Regions from separate parts of the Homo sapiens genome. Here region 1 is linked to region 2. Evidence: read pairs that join two places in POLR2A ChIA-PET (ENCODE). Cell type or tissue: PC-9. All regions are shown on one strand. Links, peaks and the distances in the headings refer to the core of each region. The heading gives the core; the rest is flanking DNA.

What was found. Peaks named below come from ENCODE experiments on the same cell type or tissue, not always from the same donor. Only the 100,000 strongest peaks of a DNase experiment are listed, where the experiment ranks them.
Region 1: POLR2A ChIA-PET joins it to region 2 with 5 read pairs; 2 of 35 experiments call an interaction of 5 or more read pairs at or near these places.

The regions. Positions count from the first base shown.
Region 1 is chr7:77,554,867-77,559,269 of GRCh38, forward strand. All of the region lies in intron 1 of PTPN12 (protein tyrosine phosphatase non-receptor type 12), which reads left to right. Among named protein-coding and RNA genes, the nearest start is that of PTPN12, 20 kb to the left of the region's middle. RefSeq lists an enhancer at 1,330-1,944. In PC-9, for the core only: no CTCF peak of the experiment used is centred there; no DNase peak of the experiment used is centred there; H3K27ac peaks cover 552 bases.
Region 2 is chr7:77,387,187-77,391,589 of GRCh38, forward strand. It overlaps GSAP (gamma-secretase activating protein), which reads right to left. Exons shown (of 31, transcript NM_017439.4): 6 at 174-262. Among named protein-coding and RNA genes, the nearest start is that of GSAP, 27 kb to the right of the region's middle. In PC-9, for the core only: no CTCF peak of the experiment used is centred there; no DNase peak of the experiment used is centred there.

The DNA of each region.
Region 1 (4,403 bases), core at 160-4,159, 170 kb after region 2:
TTGTAGAAACGAGGTCTCACTGTGTTGCCCAGGTTGGTCTTGAACTCCTGGGCTCAAACCATCCACCCACCTCAGCCTCCCAAAGCATTAGGACTACAGGCATGAACCACCTTGCCCAGCCTTAATTTTTGTTTGTTGAGAAAGTTTTTATTTCTCTTTGGTTTTTGAAGGATAATTTTGCAAGGTTCAGGATTCTAAGTTGGTGGGTTTTTTCTTCTCAATATGATATTTTGTCACTCTCTTCTTGCTTGCCTAGTTTCTGAAACAGAGTCAGATGTAATTCTTATTATACTTGCTCCTCTTTAGGTAAGATGATTTTTTTTCCTCTGGCTTTTTAAACGATTTGTTTATCTTTTTTTTTTTTTTGTAGTTTGAAAGTGATATGCCTACATAAGTTATTTCTGGCATTTATTCTGATCAGTGTTCTCTGAGCTGCTTGGATCTGTGGTTTGGTTTCTGACATTAATTTGGGGAAATTTTCAATCATTATTTCAAATATTTCTTCTGTTCCCTTCTTCTCTTTCTGTTATTACCCTTATGCATATTTACATCTCTTGTAGTTGTCCCCACAGTTTTTGCATATTCCATTCTGTTGTTTCAGTTTTTTTCTAGTCTTTTTAATCTCTTTTCAGTTTTGGAAGCTTTTATTGAGATATCCTCAAGTTGAGAGATTCTTTCCTCAGCCATGTCTAGTCTACTAGTAAGCCCACCAACAACATTCTTCATTTTTGTTACAGTTTTTTAAAAAAATCTCTAGCGTTTCTTAGGCCGGGCACGGTGGCTCACGCCTGTAATCCCAGGACTTTGGGAGGCAGAGGTGGGTGGATCGTGAGGTCATGAGATCGAGACCATCCTGGCTAACACGGTGAAACCCCATCTCTACTAAAAATACAAAAAAATTAGCTGGGCGTGGTGGTGGGCGCCTGTAGTCCCAGCTACTGGGGAGGCTGAGGCAGGAGAATGTCGTGAACCCAGGAGGCGGAGCTTGCAGTGAGCCGAGATCACACCATTGCACTCCAGCCTGGGCGACAGGGCGAGACTCCGTCTCAAAAAAAAAAAATCTCTAGTGTTTCTTTTTGGTTATTTCTTTGAATTTCTGTCTCTTTGCTTATATTGATTGCCCATCTATTCTGGCATACTGTCTACTTTATCTGTTAGAGTTCTTAGGATATTAATCATAGGGTGTTTGTTTGTTTGTTTGTTTGTTTGTGTGAAACAGGGTTTTGCTTTGTCTCCCAGGCTGGAGTGCAGTGATACAATCATAGCTAACTGCAACCTCCGCCTCCTGGGCTCAAGCAATCCTCCCACCTCAGCCTCCCCAGTAGCTGGGATCACAGGCATGTGTGAACATGCCTGGCTAAGTTTTCATATTTTTTTGTAGAGAAGGGGTTTCGTCATGTTGCCCAGGCTGGTCTCGAACTCCTGGGCTGAAGAGACCTGCCTACCTCTGCCTCCCAAAGTGCTGGGATTACAGGCATGAGCCACCCAGAGCCAAGGTCTCAGTCTTTTAGTGAGCTTGTTTATGGATTTTGAACTATATCCTGTTTCTCAGCGCCTCACCCCCAGGATGGCTTGAATGACCTGTAGTTGGGTATTTCCCTTACCTCATGTAAATAAGGCTCTGTTAAAACCCCAGCAGGTTAGGCTCAGGTTAAATCATTTCTCCGCAGGGCAGACCTTGTTAAGAAGAATGGAATATTCGGCCAGGCACAGTGGCTCACACCTGTAATCCCAGCACTTTGGGAGGCTGAGGCTGGTGGATCACAAGGTCAAGAGATAGAGACCATCCTGGCCAACATGGTGAAACCCCGTCTCTAATAAAAATTAGCTGAGTGTTCCTGTAGTCCCAGCTACTCGGGAGGCTGAGGCAGGAGAATCACTTGAACCCGGGAGGTGGAGGTTGCAGTGATCCGAGACCGCACCACTGCACTCCAGCCTGGTGACAGAGCAAGACTCCATCTCAAAAATAAAAAATAAAAATACAAAAAAAGGGATTTTCTCTAATACTTACTATGAGAACCTGGTAGAGCTCCTGGAGGTAAAACAAAAATGTGGGGTCCCCTTTGGATTGGGTACACCAGGAGTTTTTGTTTGTTTGTTTGTTTTTGTTTGTTTTTTTTTTAGAGCGGTCTCGCTGTTGTCCAGGCTGGAGTGCAACGGCACAGCCTTGGCACACTGCAGCCTCAACCTCGTGGCCTCATGTGATCCTCCCACCTCAGCCTCCCTAGTAGCTGGGACTACAGATGTATGCAACCACACTTATCTATTTTTAAATTTTTTGTAGAGGTGGGGTCTCACTGTGTTTGCCTAGGCTGGTCTCGAACCCCTGGGCTCAAGAGGTCCTCCCGCTTCCACCTCCCAGAGTACTTGGATTACAAGTATGAGCCACTGCATCCAGCCTCCCCTGGAGATTTTAACCCTCATAGTTGTTCACACTGAGCCTCTAGCAGTTCATCAATTACAGTTCAGGTTTCTTATGGAAGTTTGCTGTGTGAGTGTTTCTGCTCTGATTACTCGTGATTCTCCGTATTCACCTTCTGTCTCTCCAGTTTGGGGGCAGCTGTTTGACCTGTGACTTAACTTCTCTTACAGATCTAAGAAAAGTTGTTGATTTTTCAGTTTGTTTAGCTTTTTACTTGCTCTTAAGATTGAGTGACAGATTTTTTTTTGCATTTTTTTATTGTGATAAAATGTATTAATACAAAACATTTATCATTTAAGTGTACAGTTCTGTGGCATTAGATACATTCACACTGTGCAATTAGGACTCTTAAAAGGAAAAAGTCACATACTGTTAGAAGGGTCATACAAGGCTTTATAGAAAGGATTTTTAAGATGAGCTTCTATATATCAATTAAAAGAACATTTCAGTAGAAACATGGGCGTATGGTATGATAATTACCAGAAGACAAATGCAAATAAGTGCTGAACACAGGAAAAAAATAATCAACCTCTCCAATAATCAGAAAAATTGAAGTTAATCATCATTAACTGTTGGGGGAGTAGCTACCAAATTTGATAAAAACTCAAAAATTCGTAATAATTCAGAAATTGAGAATAGCGGCCGGGCGTGGTGGCTCACACCTGTAATTCTAGCACTTTGGGAGGCTGAGGCGGGCAGATCACGTGAGCTCAGAAGTTCGAGACCAGCCTGGCCAACATGGCGAAACCCCATCTCTACTAAAAATAGAAAAATTAGCTGGGCCTGGTGGTGGGCGCGTGTAATCCCAGCTATTCGGGAGGCTGAGGCAGGAGAATCGCTTGAACCCATGAGGTGGAGGTTGCAGTCAGCCAAGATCACGCCACTGCACTCCAGCCTGGGCAATAGAGCAAGACTCCATCTCAAAAAAAAAAAAAAAAAGAAAAAGAAAAAAGAAAGAAAAAGAAAATGGTAAGGATATAGAAAACTAGTGTTTCTAGGTCCATTAAGGGGAGGGTAAACTGGTGAAGCCTGTTTTGGAAGGCAGTTTGGCCACTTCTAATAGAATTGATAAATGTACATACTCTTTGATCCAGCATGTCAACTTTAGGGATCTTTCCGTAAAAATACTTGCATATGTGCATAAAATAGTATGTCCAAGTATGCAACAATTTTTGTGAAACAACCTAAAATAGCTATTAGTAAGGAGACTTTGCATAACTGGTTACCTAAAAGGAAACAGATGTGGAGGGGAGAGAGTTTGGCTTTTTCATTTTATACCTGTATGCAGAAAAGAGTAACATAGCAGGCCTAAGACTACTATCCTTAGAAAGGCCTGCTTACAATGTTATCCCTTGGCTGGTGTCTGGGAACTTAGACTTTTGGGAGAATTTCCATTATCCCCTGATAAGAGTGGTTCACTGTGCCCAAACTGTACAAACAATGTGGTTTATGAGCTGGGCCCAGTGGCTCAATTGTGTAATCTCAGTGCTTTGGGAGGCCGAGGCAGGAGGATTCCTTGAGGCCAGCTTGGGCCACATAGTAAGACCTCATCTCTACAAAACATTTTTAAAAATTAGCCAGATGTCATGGTGTGCACCTGTGTAGTCTTAGCTACTTTGGGAAGCTGAGGCAGGCAGATAACTTGAGTCCAGTAGTTCAAAGTTGCAGTGAGCCTTAATCATGCCACTGCACTCCAGCATGGGTAGCAGAACAAGACTCTCTCTCTGAAAAACAAAAATAAAAAATAATATGGTTTATGTTGAACATCTACTTTTTTTCTGGGAGTCTGGAATTTTGGTATATTCTTAGGCAGAGTGCCTGTGTAACCAGCCTCCAATAAAAGCCTTGGGCACTTTATTTCTAATGCGCTTCCCTTGTGGACAACGTTTCACACATGTTGTCACAACTTATTTCTGCAGGAATTAGAGGATCGTGTGTAATTTCATTAGAAGAGGATTTTTGAAAGCTTGTGCCTAGTTTC
Region 2 (4,403 bases), core at 148-4,147:
GTTCTTAATTTCCATGCTTGCAAACAAAGAGCGGATACTTCCAGCCATAGTAGTCTACAAGACTGTTCTGAGGATTAAATATGATAGAGTGAAAGTACTTTGTAAACCCCAATTCTTCTAGGCTGCATGCCTTTTGATTAATGAGATAAGTGATAAATGGCATGCTTACTTACCTGAACCCAAATATAGCTATCCACAGCCTTTAGAACCTTCACATTGTTAACAGGGTGGATTTCAACCAACAAAGTCAAGCACTTTGATCCTACAGAGAAAAGAAGGCTTTTAGTAACGAAGATTGTAATATCACACATTATTTTTTCCAAAGCAAGGAGTAAGAACAATTTCCGGTAAATCCTACTACAGTGACTATAAACTAATAAAACAATTCTACCACCATCCTAGAGTCCTGTGAGGAGACTGAAACTGTAAATCTGTTCCCAGTTCTACTCTCTAGGATGTGTAGCGGCTCCAGGACCCCAAAAGAGCAATCAGCCCAGCAAAGGACCTGCCTTCCACACCCTCAGGAGCCCTGAAGAAGCTGCATTTTATTATGAAAACCACAGGATACTCAAGAAATGCAAATGTGAAAAGGGAAGTCTTTGAACAGCCCTGGAAACAACAGTAGATACAAGGGAGACAAATTTCAGATTATAAGAATTCTGCATTTACAGAAAAGCATCACATTTAAAACACAAGTGGCTTCTGAATTCAAAGATCACTGTATATTACTTTGCACTCTCACCAGCAACATATAAGAGGGCCTAACGGGTTTCTAATGGATATCATTTTTCCCAATTATCACAATTCTATGATTTGCAAAAGCAGACATGTCTGAACTTTCTGAAAATATAAATATGCTAACTATTGTATTAGCTATTCTACCAGGGGGAAAAAAAGGTGATTTTCTTAAAGTTTGACTTTAAAGTTTGACTTTGACATTTCTACAAATTCAACAGAGACACAGAAAAGATCTCAAGGGAGAAATCAATGTGCACGGAGTGAAGAAGTTGTTTGTACTCACTCCATGCCATTTTTAGCATAGCTCCACAAGCCCTCTAGGCTTTTAAGTCTAAACAAACACAGTGCGATTCTCTGTCACTCCAATTCGGCAGCACAATGGCAAATATTGTTTGTGTAGGAAAATAAAAAGATTTCTGATACATGAACATGTTAAGGCTGACAGTATCTATCATTAGGACACAGGCTGGGTTTCCCTCAGGGACAGTGGTATAGCACTGATAATGACCCACTTACTTCTTCAGTGTCACATCTGAGCAAATGCCATAAAATACAGCAATCAGGAGGAAGTCCATGGACACAGGCTTCCCCGCATGGAGTTACCAAAGATATCTAAATTTAGGTCAAGGTTCCCCTTCCCCCAAGATTACACCGTAGAAAAGAAGGACTGGCCTTATATTTGAGCTTTTATTGAGACTCTAATATGATCCAGTGTCTCTCAGTGACTTCACTGTGAAAAATAATATACAAAATTTGGGGATGGCACAGAAGCGTGGAATTTAATCAGTGTTAGTTTTCAATATTTAAGAAAGCAACCTGAGAGCACTGCTTTATTTTTTGAAAAAAGCAAAGAACGTAAAACAATTTCTGAGCTATGTCCTAACAACTGGAAGGTCTGGATCTATCTATAAACATGCCTTTTAAATATTACTTGAAAAAGACAGTAAGTGAGTTATTATATTGAATCATATAATATACATACTACAGAACAAATGGAAATCCAATGTTTGGTAAATGGGTGCTTGTGGCTTAGGATGAAAATCCTAGTGACAGGATCTTACAACCAAGGGTATGGATGAGTTACTTTGGGAATCTACTTGATGACTCAAAAAATGGCTCCAGGAATAAGAAAGACATTGGTGTCAAAGATATTTGTGAAGAAAAATAGAATAGAAATGCTCTGTTGAGAGGTGAGTATGTGGGGGGGAAAATGAATTTTTCTTATTGTTATCTTAAATGTGTATGACTAAATTAGTATATTAAATAGCACGAACTGACATTTTTTTGACCTAAAAGTATGCGTGTGTGTATGTATGTGTGTGTGTATATATATATATTTTTTTGACCTAAAAGTATGTGTGTGTGTATATATATATATATTTTTTGTTTGTTTGTTTTGTTTTGTTTTTTGTTTCCATCCTGGTTAACATAGTGAAATGCCGTCTCTACAAAAATAAAAAAAAAAACGCGTCATTTAGCATTAGGTATATCTCCCAACGCTATCCCTCCCCCCCTCCCCACCCAACAGTCCCCGATGTGTAATGTTCCCCTTCCTATGTCCATGTGTTCTCATTGTTCGATTCCCACCTATGAGTGAGAACACGCGGTGTTTGGTTTTTTGTCCTTGGGATAGTTTGCTGAGAATGATGGTTTCCAGCTTCATCCATGTCCCTACAAAGGACATGAACTCATCATTTTTTATGGCTGCATAGTATTCCATGGTGTATATGTGCCACATTTTCTTAATCCAGTCTATCATTGTTGGACATTTGGGTTGGTTCCAAGTCTTTGCTATTGTGAATAGTGCCACAATAAATGTATGTGTGCATGTGTCTTTATAGCAGCATGATTTATAATCCTTTGGGTATATACCCAGTAATGGGATGGCTGGGTCAAATGGTATTTCTAGTTCTAGATCCTTGAGGAATCACCACACTGTCTTCCACAATGGTTGAACTAGTTTACAGTCCCACCAACAGTGTGAAAGTGTTCCTATTTCTCCACATCCTCTCCAGCACCTGTTGTTTCCTGACTTTTTAATGATTGCCATTCTAACTGGTGTGAGATAGTATCTCATTGTGGTTTTGATTTGCATGTCTCTGATGGCCAGTGATCATGAGCATTTTTTCATGTGTTTTTTGGCTGAATAAATGTCTTCTTTTGAGAAAGTGTCTGTTCATATCCTTCGCCCACTTTTTGATGGGGTTGTTTGTTTTCTCTTGTAAATTTGTTTGAGTTCATTGTAGATTCTGGATATTAGCCCTTTGTCAGATGAGTAGGTTGCGAAAATTTTCTCCCATTCTGTAGGTTGCCTGTTCACTCTGATGGTGGTTTCTTTTGCTGTGCAGAAGCTCTTTAGTTTAATTAGATCCCATTTGTCAATTTTGGCTTTTGTTGCCATTGCTTTTGGTGTTTTAGACATGAAGTCCTTGCCCATGCCTATGTCCTGAATGGTATTGCCTAGGTTTTCTTCTAGGGTTTTTATGGTTTTAGGTCTTACATTTAAGTCTTTAATCCATCTTGAATTAATTTTTGTATAAGGTGTAAGGAAGGGATCCAGTTTCAGCTTTCTACATATGGCCAGCCAGTTTTCCCAGCACCATTTATTAAATAGGGAATCCTTTACCCATTTCTTCTTTTTGTCAGGTTTGTCAAAGATCAGATAGTTGTAGATATGCAGCATTATATCTGAGGGCTCTGTTCTGTTCCATTGGTATATACCTAAGCTAAATGACGAGTTAATGGGTGCAGCACACCATCGTGGCACATGTATACATATGTAACAAACCTGCACGTTGTGCACATGTACCCTAAAACTTGAAGTATAATAATAAAAATAAAAAATAAAAAAATACAAATCAATTACAAAAAAAAAATAGCTGGGCATGGTGGCACACGCCTGTAGTCCCAGCTACCCGGGAGGCTAAGGCAGGAGACTCGCTTGAAACCAGGAGGCGGAAGTTGCAGTGAGCCAAGGTTGCGCCACTGCACTCCAGCCTGGTGACAGAGCGAGACTCCGTCTAAAAAAAAAAAAAAAAAAAAAAAAAAAAAAAAAAAAATTAGCCGGGTGTGGTGGCACTCATCTGTAGCTACTCGGGAGGCTGAGGCAGGACAATCACTTGAACCCAGGAAGCAGAGGTTGCAGTGAGCTGAGATCACACCACTGCACTCCAGCGTGGGCAACAGATGAGGCTCCGTCTCAAAAAAAAAAAAAAAAAAAAAAGAAAAAGAAAAAGAATAACCATATATTTGGCTTTTTTTTTTAAGCAGGAATTTGTACCCAAAGGAGACAGCCAGCTATCAGCAAGATTTTCTTACCTTTAAAATGGGAAGATCTTTGAAGGCAGAAAACACCTTTCTACACTAATTTTTCCCTTCTCAAGTACAACCCAGACATTTGACTAATACTACTAGCATAATAAGAGCCAACCTTTGCAAATAGTAATTTCTCTCAATAACATACCATGTGCTTTCACAGTGAAAAAGGAAGCATCGTGAATTAAGATTCTAGAGACATCAGTTCTAGTTTCAGTTCTGCCATTATCCTGGTATTTACTTCACAGCAAATCACCAAGCTTTCCTAGGCCTCAATGCCTCATTATTAAACATAATAAAACATGCAGGGCAAGGTGCTCACGCCTGTAATCCCAACACTTTTGGAGGCC